Linked DNA regions of Homo sapiens: regions 2 and 3 are each linked to region 1. The links are chromatin contacts, found by Hi-C or POLR2A ChIA-PET in ENCODE. All regions are on one chromosome and are shown on one strand. The core of a region is the stretch at or near the end of the contact, and the rest is flanking DNA. Distances in the headings are between cores, read along the strand shown.

Region 1 (4,570 bases), core at 863-3,362:
ACATCAAAGAAGGACAGAGACATGAGAAGGAATGAAAATTCCACTCCATTCCCAGTGGAGTCTCTGAGAGCGCTGGGCTGAGAGTACTGTCCAGCAGTCTGGGTGTAAGGTAACAGAACAGTGTTCTTTTTTCTGAGACAGAGTTTCACTTTTGTTGCCCAGGCTGGAGTGCAATGGCACGATCTTGGCTCACTGCAACCTCCACCTCCCAGGTTCAAGCGATTCTCCTCTCTCAGCCTCCCAAGTAGCTGGGATTACAGGCATGCACCAACACAACCGGCTAATTTTATATTTTTTTAGTAGAGATGGGGTTTCATTATGTTGGTCAGGCTGGTCTCGAATTCCTGACCTCAGGTGATCAACATGCCTCGGCCTCCCAAAGTGCTGGGATTACAGATGTGAGCCACCGCGCCTGGCCAGAATAATATTTAATACTAAACAGAGAAGGAAATCTGTCAGGAGTGAAAGAGCCTCCTTGTTGCTAGAATAGATATTATTTGACTCTATATCTGTTACGTTCGCAAAGAAGTTACCAGGACATGAATATATACAGTAGTGAAATGAAAACTTACAAAATTAATATCCACATCTATCTGTCTATCCCTGACCAATACAGCAACCTGCTGATAGATCTCTACACAATGCAAGTCTGATGCAAGGTGAAACCGCAAATCTTGCAAATGCTGCAGGATTTCACGAGGTTCATGAAAGTGAGGTTGAAGAACAACTAGAAGAGCATGCAAGCCACTGAGAAATGAAGATGTGGCAGTTAGACTGGAGGAGAGTGACAGAAATGAAGGCATGAGAGCACTTCAGAAGACACTGAGTGCAACAGTAAAACGCTTGGAGACGGCTCTGGGATAACGGATGAAGTCTTTTTTTTTTTTTTTTAAAGGGGGAACAGAATAGCCTTTTTTGATCAAAATGCGTAAGTGAACCTCTGTGACGCAAAACCATATTGTTCTCTTATATTGTTTTGTTGCAAACATTATGCCAAAGATGACGATAAATGCTTAGGTGAATAATGTCTGGTTTCCATTGTAAGATAATATTTCAATCAAAGCTTTTATTTTTCTATTTCATGTGAAATTCTGATCCCCTTTTAAGTGGATTCACTTAAAGTGAAAAGACCCCCTTATAGGGTCTTTTATTAGTACCATTTATCTTTCTCTGAAGAGCACGTCTTTCTGCAATACATCCCTGCCCACATGCCTTTCCCATTCCCTTTTTTCTAAGTACAAAAATTTGGAAAATCCTCTCTCACCTGCTGTCTTAGTCTTCCAGTCTCTTTCTCCAAATGCACTACCAGGGCCACCGCTTCCTCTCCACTTTGCGGACACTGCTTCTGTGCCCAAGCCTGAATCTTCTCGGGTAAAATGGTGAGAAACTGCTCAATCACCAGCAGCTCAAGTATTTGCTCCTTGGAACGCATTTCTGGCTTCAGCCACCGGCAGCAAAGTTCCCAGAGTTTACTGAAAGCTTCATGGGGTCCAGTCACATCCTCATAACAGAATTGCCTGAAGCATTTGCGGAAGGTCTCAGAGCTATCCGATCCTTCCAGAATGGGCTCTGATGCCCACTCAGGGTCCTTTTCCACCTTCATTATTAGGCATCCCTCAACCTCCAGGGGCGCGTCGATCTGAGAGTCGAGGGCGACAGCCATGCTGCAGCCCAGGGGTCAACTTCACGTCTAGCTCAAGGTGGGGACCCAAAGAAGACTCCAAGCGCTCCCTGCTTAATGTTCCTGGGAGTGTGATAAGGTACGGAGGTAAAAACGGCCAGGTCGGCAGGAACAGGGTATTCCAGGCTGATTAATCAAATCTATGCCAGGCCCTTGAAAAGGTGAACGTATACTCTAAGATGCAAAAGCCTGGCCTCTTCTCCAAACAAGATGTGACCGCGCAATGTGGTTTTCCAGAGTGCATCCCTCTTAGTGCAAAGTCGGAAACCGGGAGGCTGGACGACTGGGAGAAAAATGAAGCAGGCTGAGGAAAGGCTGGGCGGAGGCGGACAGCCGGGCCGGGAGGGGGTGTGTCCGCTACTCCCGGGTCGGGCGCGGAGAGGCGAGTCCCCGAGTGGGTGGGGCCGGATGTGCAGGCCCCGCCCGGCGCCAGGTTCCGGGCTCGGGTCACCGCAGCACGTCCAGGCCGCCGCGGGTGCCGCTGGGGCCGCCGGATTCCGAGAGCGGCGCCGGGCTCTTTCGGGCCCACGACGGCCCCGACCGTCCTGAGGAAACCGCTGCCGCCGAGGAAAGGCCGCAAAAACTGTTCCGCCCGGAAGGGAGAAGAGCTGCGGGGCGAAGCCAGGGCTCGCAGGGGGCAGCGGCAGGCTGCTCGCGTTCGGCCTCGTCCACTCGGCCCGCGGAGAGCGCGGGGGGCGCTGGGAACCGCAGTCACGCATGCGCCGCCTGCCACCGAGCGCCGCGGGGCCCGCGCGAGGCGTCCTGGCGGGCGAGGGGCTGGGGGAGGGGGGGGGGGCCGTGCGGTGGACTCTCGCGAGAGCGCGCGGCGCGGTGACTCGTCGCTGAGGGACTTTAAGATTGTAGAGGGGCGCGGAGGGTCCTCCCCGGGGCGGAGGGACACAGAGGGATTCTAGGGAACCTGCCGTCGCGAGTCCCGCTTCAGGCGGAGAATCTAGGCGGCGGCGGGGCCTCCCTGAGGCGGAGGAGTCGGCACCGGGGCCTGGCTGCCGGGGAAGGAGAGCACGGGAGCGGGGACTCCTGTGTCTGGCGGAGGGACACGGCGTTCCGGTGGAGGGATCTGTTCCTTGTACCTGGTCCAGGGTTGCGGTCGGGGATGGAGCGGTTACCCCGACCCTGCGGGACCTTCTTCCTCTGGCGGAGGTGCACGGCGCGGCGTGGTGTTTTTCTGGCGGAAGTATCTGTGCGTGGCCCCAGGCCCTTCCCGGCGCGGTCTCATCTGGGGCCACTTGTTGGCCCTCGCGTTGGGGAGGTTCATGTGGTGCATCCTGATGAGAAGGGGGGTCACAGGGGTCTCGGGGCCAGGGTTCAGCCAGCCAGGCCCCAGCTTGCTCTCTTCTGGTGCTGCCCCTGTCCCTGAATTCATAGACCCGGCTTTCCCTCTCTTGAGCACCTACTATGTGCCAGGCTGCGCTTTGCGCATGTAGCAGAGGCAACAGTGTCACCTGGGAAGCTGGTTTCCCCCAAAGGAACTCTTGTCTGTCCGTTGTTGCAGAGCCAGCGCATGAGACCAAGTGTGAGTATCAGGCAGTGCAGCCTTCATTCAGTGGCCATGGAATTGGAGAAGTGGGAGGGTAGCTCGCAAATCAAGCTCTCAGCTCTTGGAAACTGAGAAGTTACAGGTAATAGGGAGTGTTGACGAAAAGTAAAACCGTGCAAAATATTTGAAGAGATTTATTGTGAGCCAAATACGAGTAACCACAGCCTGTGATACAGCCCTCTCGAGGCCCTGAGAACATGTGCCCAAGGTGGTCGGGGTGCAGCTTGGTTTTATGTTTTAGGTTGGCATGAGACATCAGTCAAATACATTAAATACATTGGTTTGGTCCAGGAAGGCGGGACAACGCAAAGGGGTGGGGGTGGGGGCTTCCAGGCTATAGGTAAATTTAAATATTTTCTAGTTGACAATTGGTTGAGTTTGTCTGAAGACCTGGGATTGATAGAAAGGAAGTGTTCAGGTTAAGATAAAAGATAGTGGAGACTAAGGTTCTTTTGAAGTCTTATGGTGGCTGCTCTTAGAGATAATAGATGACAAATGTTTCCTATTCAGATCTTCAAAAGGTGTTAGACTTTTAGTTAATCCGTTTAGGATTGGGAGGGCCTGGAAGAAAAACATCTAGCTATGTTAATAGATGTTCTTTACAGATGCACATTTTACCCCACAAAGGATAGCTTTTGGGGGAAAATGCTGTCCTTTATGGAAGAAATTGCAAAATAGGGCAAGGAAACATGTTTTGGGGTAAAATATTTTGACTTTCTTTTTGTCACGTAATGTTATGCCAGAGTCAGAATGGAAAGTAAGTCATCATATATAGGATTAAATAAAACCCATCTGATGAGAATTTATGGTTTGTAGGTCATGACTCCCCAGATCCCTTAGATAGGAATTTGGGCAGGATTAAAAAAATCAAGAGTTTAGGCTGGTCGTGGTGGCTCACGCCTATAATCCCAGCATTTTGGGAGGCCAAGGCAGGTGGATCGCTTGAGGTCAGAAGTTTAAGACCAGCCTGGCCAACATGGCGAAACCCCGTCTCTACTAAAAATACAAAAATTAGCTGGGCATGGTGGCACACGCCTGTGATTCTAGCTGATTGGGAGGCTGAGGCATGAGACTCAACTTGAACCCGGGAGGCGGAGGTTGCAATGAGCTGAGATTGTGCCACTGCACTCCAGCTTGGTTGACAAAGTGAGACTCTGTGTCAAAAACAAAACAAAACAGAAAAAAAAAACAAAAGAATCAGAGCTTAGTCGTCAGGTGTCCTTAATGAAGGGGCTGGGCATTAAGAGCAAGGCGAGGAGGCAGAAGGAAAGCTTGAGCCCAGGAATTGGAGACCAGCTTGGGCAACATGGTAAGACCCTGTCTCTAAAAAA
Region 2 (4,570 bases), core at 1,195-3,694, 1.9 Mb after region 1:
CCCCTGCCTCAGCCTCCTGAGTAGCTGGGATTACAGGTGTGCATCATCACATCTGGCTGATTTTTGTATTTTTAGTAGAGATGGGGTTTCACCATGTTGGCCGGGCGAGTCTTGAACTCCTGGCCTCAAGTAATCTGCCCACCTCGGCCTCCCAAAGTGCTGGGATTACAGGCGTGAGCCACTGCACCCAGCCAGATAGTATGTACCCTTGATATGATGTGATGAGAAGGGTACTTCACCCCAAAATGCATAACCCCAGCCTAACCATTAGAACATCAGAAAAACCCAGCCAAGGGACTCGCTACAAAATACCTGCCTAGTACTCAAGACCATCAAGGTATGAAAACCAAGGAAAGTCTGAGAAACTCTCACTGCCAAGAGAAGTCTAAGGAGACATGGCCACCAAGGTAATGTGGTGTTCTGGATGGGATCCCAGAAGACAGAAAGGACATGAGATAACAACTCAGGAAATTTGAATAAAGTATGAGCTTTAGTTATTTTAAAAAAGTATCAATATTGGTTCATTAATGGTGGGAGATGCACTATACCATCTAAGATAGTAATCATAGGGAAAACTGGATGCAGGATATATGGGAAATTTCTGTACTAGCTTTCTGATTTTTCTGTCAATCTAAATGTATTCTGAAATTAATTTTTTAATTTAAAAAAGTCATACAGTCTGAAGCCATCCTGTTGAACAGACCACACAGAGAGAACACAGTGGAAACAGAGATGCCCCGCTGGGTGTGATGGCTCACACCTGTAATCCCAACACTTTGGGAGGCTGGGGTGGGAGGATCGCCTGAGCCCAGGAGTTCGAGACCAGCCTGGGCAACACAGCAAGACCTTTTCTTTACAAAAAAAAAAAAAATTAATTAGCTGGGCATGGTGGCTCATGCCTGTAATCCCAGCTACTTGGGAGACTGAGGCAGGAGGATCGCTTGAGTCCAGGAGTTTGAGACCAGCCTGGGCAACATAGAGAGACACCGTTTCTACAAAATAGAAAAAAAATTAGCTGGGTGTGGTGGCGTGGCCCTGTGGTCCCAGTTACTCAGGAGGCTAAGGTGAGAGGATGGCTTGAGCCCAGGAGGTCAAGGCTGTAGTGAGCCTTGTTCACGCCAGTGCACTCCAGCCTGGGCAACAGAGTGAGACCCTGTTTTCAAAAAGAAAAGAAAGGAAAGGGGAGGGAAGGGGAGGGGAGGGGAGTGGAGGGGAGTGGAGGGGAAGGGAGGGGAAGGGAAGGGAAGGGAAGGGGAGGGGAGTGGAGGGGAGTGGAGGGGAAGGGAGGGGAAGGGAAGGGAAGGGAAGGGAAGGGAAGGGAAGGGGAAGGGAAGCGGGAGGGGAGGGGAGGGGAGGGAAGGGGAGGGAAGGAAGGGAAGGGAAGGAGAAGGGACGGGGGAGGGGAGGGAAGGGGAGGGAAACAAATGCACAAGGACCCCCAGCTGTTCCAGCCCCCAGATATTTGAGTCTTCCCAGCCCAGGTGCCAGACATGCATGTGATGGGGGCCTTTCAGATAACTTCAGCCCCTGGACTTCTAGCTCCCCAGTTGATACCAAGTGGAACACAGACAAGCTGTCTCCACCAATCCCTGTTCACATTATAGATTATTGCTCAAAATAAATGGTGTTTTAAGCCACCAAATTTTATGGTTGTTACTCAGCATTAGATACATGGGACAACTGGTCTGCAAACCGACTTCAGTGGTTGATGTGTCTTCTGTACTGACTTCTGCTACGTGCTGGGCACTGGCGACACAAGATTCACAGGATATGGTCCCTGCCCTTGAAGAACTCACATTCAAGTAGAAGAAATCGAGTGCCATGACAGTGACGGCAAACAATGACAATACTGGATTACAGGGATCAATACAGCACTTCAGAGACGGAGAAATGAGTGGATGGCTCTAGGGGATCCTGGGGATACTGATGCCAGTGGCGCCCGTTTGGAGCAGCCGCTGTGAAGACGCTGGCTGCAGTGGGGGAGAAGCAGCCAGGGCTGTGCACTCCACGGAGCTGGTGGGAGCCAGGAACAGGCAGGGCTCCTGCCTGCCCTGTTGTGAGTTGGTGGAGTGGGAGCCCCGTGCTCTTCCGGTACAGCTGCAGCTGCCCAGCCATGGCTCCAGACCAGGGCATCCCTAAGTTCTCAGGGGTCGGGGAAGCCCCCGCCACGACAGGCTCAGAAGTTCCTGCTCCAACTGTCTGGCCTCTCCCTGCTCCCAGCACTCACTTCGATTTCAGAGCAAAGCTGTGGCCAAGCCTGGGGACTGTCTCAACCCGGCCAGGTGTTGCACACGCAGAGCAGTGCTGACATACCAGCCTCCTGCCATCTCAGCCCCTCCAGACTTTGGTCACTGACAAACATGGGAGGGAGGCCAAGGGGGAGCTGAGGGCAGCTTGGCACAGGCCTGCAGGAGCCCCTTTGCATAAACAGCCTGGGCACCGTGGATGACATGTATTAAACAGGTGGCAGCAGGAGGCAGACAGGCTCCCGGGCAGAAAGGGGTGGGTCTCCAGTGAAGCCCCACCTTCAAGCCAGGGACAGGCTGGCCTGAAACCTGGGGGCTGGGCTGTCAGTTCCAGGTGGAGTCTGCAGCCCAGAGTGAGAACTTATGGGCTTTTTCTGGGCCCATCCATGGGAGGAACACACTTCCTCCCTTCTGAAGCCCGTTAAAAACCCCGGACTCGCAGAGATGTCAGGACAACCTGCCTGTGGATAGGCGCTACCCACTTCTGGTCTCCTGAGAGCTGTACTGTCGCTCAATAAAGCACCTCTTCACCTTGCTCACCCTCCAGTTGTCCTCGTACCTCATTCTTCCTGGACGCAGGACAAGAACTCAGGACCCAGCAAATGGCAGGACTGAAAGAGCTGTAACACAAACAGGGTTGAAACATGCCCCCGTGCTTGCCATATTGCGGGAGACGAGAAGGAGAGAAGAGCTGCAGCCCTTCGGGGAGCCCAGACCTAGGGGCTCCCTCAGCCAGAGCTGCGACACCCTCTTTGGGGCTCTACGGCGTCTCCAACCTCCCGGGCACCACTGCGTTCCCCTTGTCTAGATGTGGGTGCCCACAGTGGAAGCCACTTGCAGTGCATCAGACACAGCTGTAGGCTTGCACAGAGCCAGCATCTGTGCCAGCGCCTGGAGCTGCCCACCCTGCCACGGCAGCCGGTGTGCCTAGCTGTGCACAGTGGCCGGACCCCATGCTCGCTCACTCACACACCCCTGGCTGCTCCATGCCTGGCTCACCCTTGGCAGGTGTGGGGTCTAGTCCAGTAGCATAAGCCAAGTGCAGCCTGCCAGGCTGAGTCAGCAGAACAAGCCCACCCAGCAGACCCGAGCAAAGCTCAGGCAAAGGTGCTACCAGCCACAGAGGCTTCTGGCTAGAAATCTTACAATAATATGAGGAGAGAGGAGTGAGAATAAGCACTTATTGAGCACCTCCTATGTTACACTGTTCTTTTTTTTTTTCCAGACAGGTTGTCACTTTGTCACCCAAGCCGGAGTGCGGTGGCATCATCATAGCTCACTGCAGTCTCACACTCCTGGGCTCAAGCGATCACTCCCACCTCAGCCTCCTGAGTGGCTGGAACTACAGGTGCAAACCACTGTGCCTGGCCAATTTTTAAAATTTTTGTAGAGATGTTGTCCAGGCTGGTCTCAAATTCCTGAGCTCAGGCGATCCTCCTGCCTTGGCCTCCCAAAGAGCTGGAGCTATAGGCACAACCCACTATGCCCGGCCTACCCTGTTCTAAATATGTTACAACATTTATGTGAATTAATCCTTCCAATTAACCCTATGATGTCATTATTATAAATATTTCAGAGATGAGGAAACTGAGGCACAGAGAAGTAAAGAGATTGCTCCGGGCCTCCCAAGTGTCAGAGATGGGATTTGAAAGGTGTGCTCTAAACAGAACACATATTTCCCATCTATAAAATGAGTGTATCAGACAAGATGAACTCCATGGCCCTTCCTGCCATCAAGGCTGGTGTTCGGGACATGTGTGGGTTTTGCCTGACTCACATCTGTTCTCCTGCCCCTAGTAACACCACCTCAATTTTGGGGAGCAGTACTGCTCAACTTCCACTCTCAGTTAAGGATGGACACGTACTTGGCCTTGGCCAGTCACAGCATCACAACCATCATGCACAGTGATTGGCTCAGGCATCTGCATGTGACATGCCAAGCATTGGCAGTCTTCTCGGGGACTTTTGCTAGAACTCTCGGGAAAGAGGCACTCTGTTTCCTCTGGGGTTGCTAAGCAAACATGGGGCTGTCAGGGGCCACCATAAGAAAAGACCCTACCTGGGAATAAGGTCGGCTCAGAAGAAAGGAGAGGCCAGGAGATGACGCAAGAGTGGCCAAGATGTGACAACATCCTCAGCACCTAGATTCTGCCGTGCTTGAAACCAGACCAGTCCTGAGATTTTCTGTCATATGAGCCAATAAATGTCTACTTTCTTGCTTAGAATAACTTGAGTTGGATTTCTGTAATTTAAAACCCAATGATGTCTAACACAATTCAGTGATGATGACATGTACTAGGGTTTATGTTTTTGTATGTGTTTTC
Region 3 (4,570 bases), core at 1,099-3,598, 1.4 Mb before region 1:
AGGAGGCTGGTGGTTCCAGGGTTGGTTTAATCAAAGACTTAACACTGTCATCAAGCGCCTCTCAGTTATTTGCTCTGCCATCCTCAAAATGTGATCAGTGTCTCCCTTCTTGGTCCCAGGAAGGCTGTGATAGCTCCCAGAATCACATACTCACAGGGCAAAGCAGGAAGGAAGGGGACATAGGACAAAGGATTTGTGTTTAAGTATTTCATGTCACATTTGCATGTGGTGCTTGGAGCTGTGGCAGCTATGTTTTGACCATGAGGGACAAGGTTGGCAAGCTGTAAATGGCAGTGTAAAAAGAGGGAGAGGATCTGTCTCCTTCACAATATCCTTGAGCCCCTGAATTCACTAATCTTGATATAGCTCTATCTCTTGAAATTTTGTTTTGTTAGATAATTCTCTTACTGCTTAAAACGTCTTAAGATGGGTTTTCTGTTCTTTCCAGTAGAATGCATTGTATCTCACACAATTTGAGGTTATTGCCTCAACCTACTCTGAATCATTGCTCCTCCCCCTTTTTTCCTGGTTGATTAGCTTCTCTTGAGATTGTGTCTTATCTTCCTGGTTTTTTGTATGTCGGGTAATTTTGGATTGTATCCTGGACACTGTAAGTGTTGTGCTGTGGAGACTCTGGATTCATTCGTATTTCTCTGAAAAGCATTGATGTTTTTGTTTTAGTAGGCCATTGACTTGGTTGGACAGTAGACTGTCTCTGGGACACCAGCTCAGATGTCAGTTCTGTTTTTTATTTTATCCTTGAGTCTTCTTTGGGACTGCCCCATGCATGCATGGTTCAAGAGTCAGCCAGACATTTGGGTGGGGTTTAGACACAGAATTTGGGGCTCTTCTCTCTTGGCTGTCTCTATTATGGAATTCCTTCCTCACTTTCCAGAAGCCGTGAGTGACCTGAAACCTGTCCTCTGGTTCTGTACACCAGAAAGACTTGAGGCTTCATGTTGAAGTTTTAGCTGACAGCAGCTTGCGTTCAGGGGAAAAGCTGTAAAATGACCATTCCCTTCTTCCAAGTTTCAACCTCTCTGCAGAATCTGCTTTCTTTTGTTCACTTTCGAGTAATTTCAGGAAAAAATTTTTTTTTCGTTGAGAGTTTTTACTTGTTACCTATGGAAAGGTTGGGTCTAGCTGAAGCTTGCTTGCCCATAACAGAAACGAGACTCTTTTCTGTCTAACACATGGGAAAACTAACGCCCAGAGAGGTGAAGTCATTTCCCCAATTGTCAGAGGCACTTGAGCCAGAGTGACTCCATCTTGAGTAAGGGCTAGGAAAATAAGACCGGGACTTGCTGGGCTGCATTCCCAGAAAGAAAGGTATTCCTAGCCTCTAGATGTCTACAGTTAAGGGAACAGATTGATAATGTTTACTAAACAGAGCCAGGCTTGGCAGTGTCCAGCTATCCCGATATCTTGAGAACAAAGGCATTCCTAATTTTGCTTTAAGGATAATAATATTGATTATTGCAAAACAGAGTAATTAAGAAAATTAATCCTTTATCACAAACCCTTGTAGCAGAACACATCTCTCCATGATTTTTAAAATCATATATATATGATTTATATATATGATTATATAATATATAACATATATGATCATATAATCATATATATGCATGTGTATGTGTATATATATACACATGCATATATATGTATATATGTGTATACATACATACGTATATATGTGTATATATACATACATATATATGTGTATATATATACATATATATACACATACACACACACACACACACACACACACACACGAATATTTTACCTAGGGTGGACGTGCTCCTTCTCTTACTTTTAGGAACCCCCTACTCTGTCTATGGAGTAACTGTTCTTTCACCACTTTACTTTCTTAATAAACTTGCTTTTGCTTTGCACTGTGGACTCACCCTGAATTCTTTCTTGTGCAAGATCCAAGAACCCTTTCTTGGGGTCTGGATCAGGACTCCTTTCCTGTAATACAATGTCACAGAGCTCTTAAGTGGCAGAGCTTGGGGCCAAACTTAGGCTGCTGCACCCGATGTCCCAGCTCCTCTGCCCTATCTAGCTGTGGATTTGTGCCTCGAAATAGAATTGCATTTTGAATGCAGTTTCATTTTCGTATGGAAAGTGTCTATCCTGTAAATGTAACTGTAGCAGCCCCAAAGCTGAGCTGGGCAGTTTTATGGCAGCCTGGAGTCAGTCTTGTCCGCTTCCAATCAGGGTTCCTGGACTGGCTCCTATATTAAAATTGGTATTAGTAGACAATGTTCCAGGCAGAGTTTTGGATAGAAACTATCCATCAGCACCAAGAATGTGCCTGATTTGGTAATCTTTTTACCAAAGTAAAAGTCAGTAGTAAGTTGTGGTTAAAAGAGAGGAAGTTCAGAGTTCAGTACGTTATTTCTCTCTCTCTCTCTCTTTGTTTAAATAAAAGAGGAAGTTACTGCTCTTATTTTTGTACCAGCCCGTCAGTAATGGGTACAGAGTAAAATCTTAGCTAAGCTGAGGTCAAACTTCAAAACTTAGTAATAAGGATCTCCCTTGTTCCTTTGTAGGGCGACTAACATGAAGGTTCTGACTCTTAACCCATAGAGCCACAAAAAATAGTCCTAGGAAAATCATATGATTTTATTTATTTTAGGAACAGAAATGGTCCCTTCCGAAGTAGAGGCATTTCTACTTCTTTCCTAAACACCATCTCTGCTCAGTGAGCTCTCCCACCCTCAGGTACTGTGTTTCAGGCTTATTGCTGTATTGCTAGAAGTATCCTCACCTTCGAGATTAAGAAAAGATATTTATTGCCGGGCACAGTGGCTCACGCCTGCAATCCCAGTCTTTTGGGAAGCTGAGACGGGAGGATCACTTGAGCCCAGGATCTTGAGACCAGCCAGGGCAGTATAGTGAGAACTCATCTTGAAAAGAAAAATTTATTGAGCTCCTACTGTATACTGGGGATACAGCAATAGGCAAGATAGCCCTTGCTCCTCATGTAACCTACAGATAATAAACAAGATTACAAACAAACAAAATAAGAGGTCGTTCTAGATTATGATAAGTGATGGAAAAGAAAAAACCTGTATCTACTTCTTATAGCAGAGACCTGCATTGGGAGTTGCTGTGATCAAACAGGAAACGGAAGGTGGAGTTTGCTTCTGTATCCCTCCATCCCTGAGTGGAGGCTGGGTGCTTCTCACGACCAGGGCCTCTGAGATTTCTTTTTTTGTTTTTTTTAAATTATTTTAGATTAAGGGAGTACATGTGCAGTTTCGTTACGTGGTTATGGAGCGTGATGCTAAGGTTAGGGTTTCTATTGGTCGCGCCACTCACATAGTGAACCTAGCATCTGATAGGTAGTTTTTTGACCCCCTTCCCCTATGCCCTCTCCCTCTTGGGGTCCCTAGTGTCGGTTGTTTCCATCTTTATGCCCCTGTGTACCCAATGTTTAGTTCCCACTTCGAAGTGAGAACATGTGGTATTTGGTTTTCTGTTTCTGCATTAATTTGCTTAGGATAATGGCCTCCAGCTGCATCCATGTTGCTGCAAAGGACACAATCCAAATAAGCACAATCAGAAATGACCAAGCTGACATTATGACTGATCCCACAGAAACACAGGAGATCCTCAGGGATGACTATGAACACCTCTATGCACACAAGTTAGAAAACCTAGAGGAAATGGGTAAATTTCCTTTGCACACAACCTCACAAGATTGAACGAGGAAGAAATAGAAATCAAGATTTATTTTCTGTTTTGTTTGTGTGTGTGTGTGTGTGTGTGTGTGTGTGGTTTTTTGTTTGTTTGTTTGTTTTTTGGACAGGATCTCATTCTGTCACTCAGACTGAGGTACAGTAGCACAATCACACCTCACTGCAACCCTGACCTCCTGGGCTCAGGTGATCCTCCCACCTCAGCCTCCAGGGCAGCTGGAACTACAGGCATGTACAACAATGCCCGGCATATATATATATATATATATATATATATATATATATATATATATATATATATGTGTGTGTGTGTGTGTGTGTGTGTGTGTGTGTGTGTGTGTGTGTGTGTGTGTATATGTATATTTAAATTTTTATATATAAATATATATCTATCTTTGTAGAAATGGGGTTTTGCCATGTTGTGCAGGCTGAAATTGAGATTTCCTAATGTAAGAAACAGAGCCCCAAGGGGCTCTTCTTGGGCTGGTCGCTGTATTTCATCAGGTGCCTCTGTGTTGGACACTTACTTCCCTCCATTGCATAGATTGGATCCTTTATGCTTAGCCTAGACTCTGCCCTTTGGGATGCAAGGAGCTGAGTGAAGGTTCTGGGAGAGTAGGCTTAAGCCCAGAAGAGGGAGGCCTCTCTCTGGATGTCATGCTAGAGCCTGCCTTTTAGTCTTTGTGTTTCCACTCTCCATCCTCCTCTTCTGGAGTTCAGAACCCCTTCCTGGTCAAATTGCCCCCGGGCTCTATGGGATCCTGTGGGATTCTATCCTTTGAGTCTACCCCACCCTTCAAGTACTTCCTGTCTTTTCACACCTAAGTGAAAGAAAGTAGGATAAGAACAGCAGTTGTTAA

Evidence for each region. A loop is a pair of places that touch in the nucleus more often than their neighbours do. ChIA-PET counts read pairs that join two places held with the same protein, here RNA polymerase II (POLR2A). Pooled maps may share reads with other maps.
Region 2: a map of posterior vena cava shows a loop between it and region 1 (11-fold over the local background). The contact joins the enhancer-like site here to the promoter of ZKSCAN2-DT in region 1. A Hi-C loop is called at or near these places in 1 of 168 maps with a recorded cell type or tissue (posterior vena cava) and 2 of 50 pooled maps.
Region 3: a pooled map shows a loop between it and region 1 (5-fold over the local background). The contact joins the enhancer-like site here to the promoter of ZKSCAN2-DT in region 1. A Hi-C loop is called at or near these places in 1 of 50 pooled maps. POLR2A ChIA-PET finds 5 or more read pairs at or near these places in 2 of 52 experiments (B cell and OCI-LY7).

What each region holds. Positions count from the first base shown.
Region 1 is chr16:25,255,465-25,260,034 of GRCh38, forward strand. It overlaps ZKSCAN2-DT (ZKSCAN2 divergent transcript), which reads left to right and starts at 2,113. Exons shown (of 1, transcript NR_170220.1): 1 at 2,113-4,570. ZKSCAN2 (zinc finger with KRAB and SCAN domains 2) reads right to left here and starts at 2,381. Exons shown (of 7, transcript NM_001012981.5): 1 at 1,265-2,381. The coding sequence starts at 1,663. RefSeq lists enhancers at 1,747-2,307, 2,723-3,042, 3,163-3,242 and silencers at 1,993-2,232, 2,313-2,512.
Region 2 is chr16:27,187,392-27,191,961 of GRCh38, forward strand. No RefSeq gene overlaps it. Among named protein-coding and RNA genes, the nearest start is that of LINC02129, 13 kb to the left of the region's middle. Within about 2 kb of position 2,445, at least 3 of the 41 ENCODE cell types and tissues checked have a DNase peak (open chromatin) inside an H3K27ac peak, as active enhancers do.
Region 3 is chr16:23,861,508-23,866,077 of GRCh38, forward strand. All of the region lies in intron 2 of PRKCB (protein kinase C beta), which reads left to right. Among named protein-coding and RNA genes, the nearest start is that of PRKCB, 28 kb to the left of the region's middle. RefSeq lists an enhancer at 4,253-4,570. Within about 2 kb of position 2,349, at least 7 of the 41 ENCODE cell types and tissues checked have a DNase peak (open chromatin) inside an H3K27ac peak, as active enhancers do; they include B cell and OCI-LY7, where a contact is called at or near this core.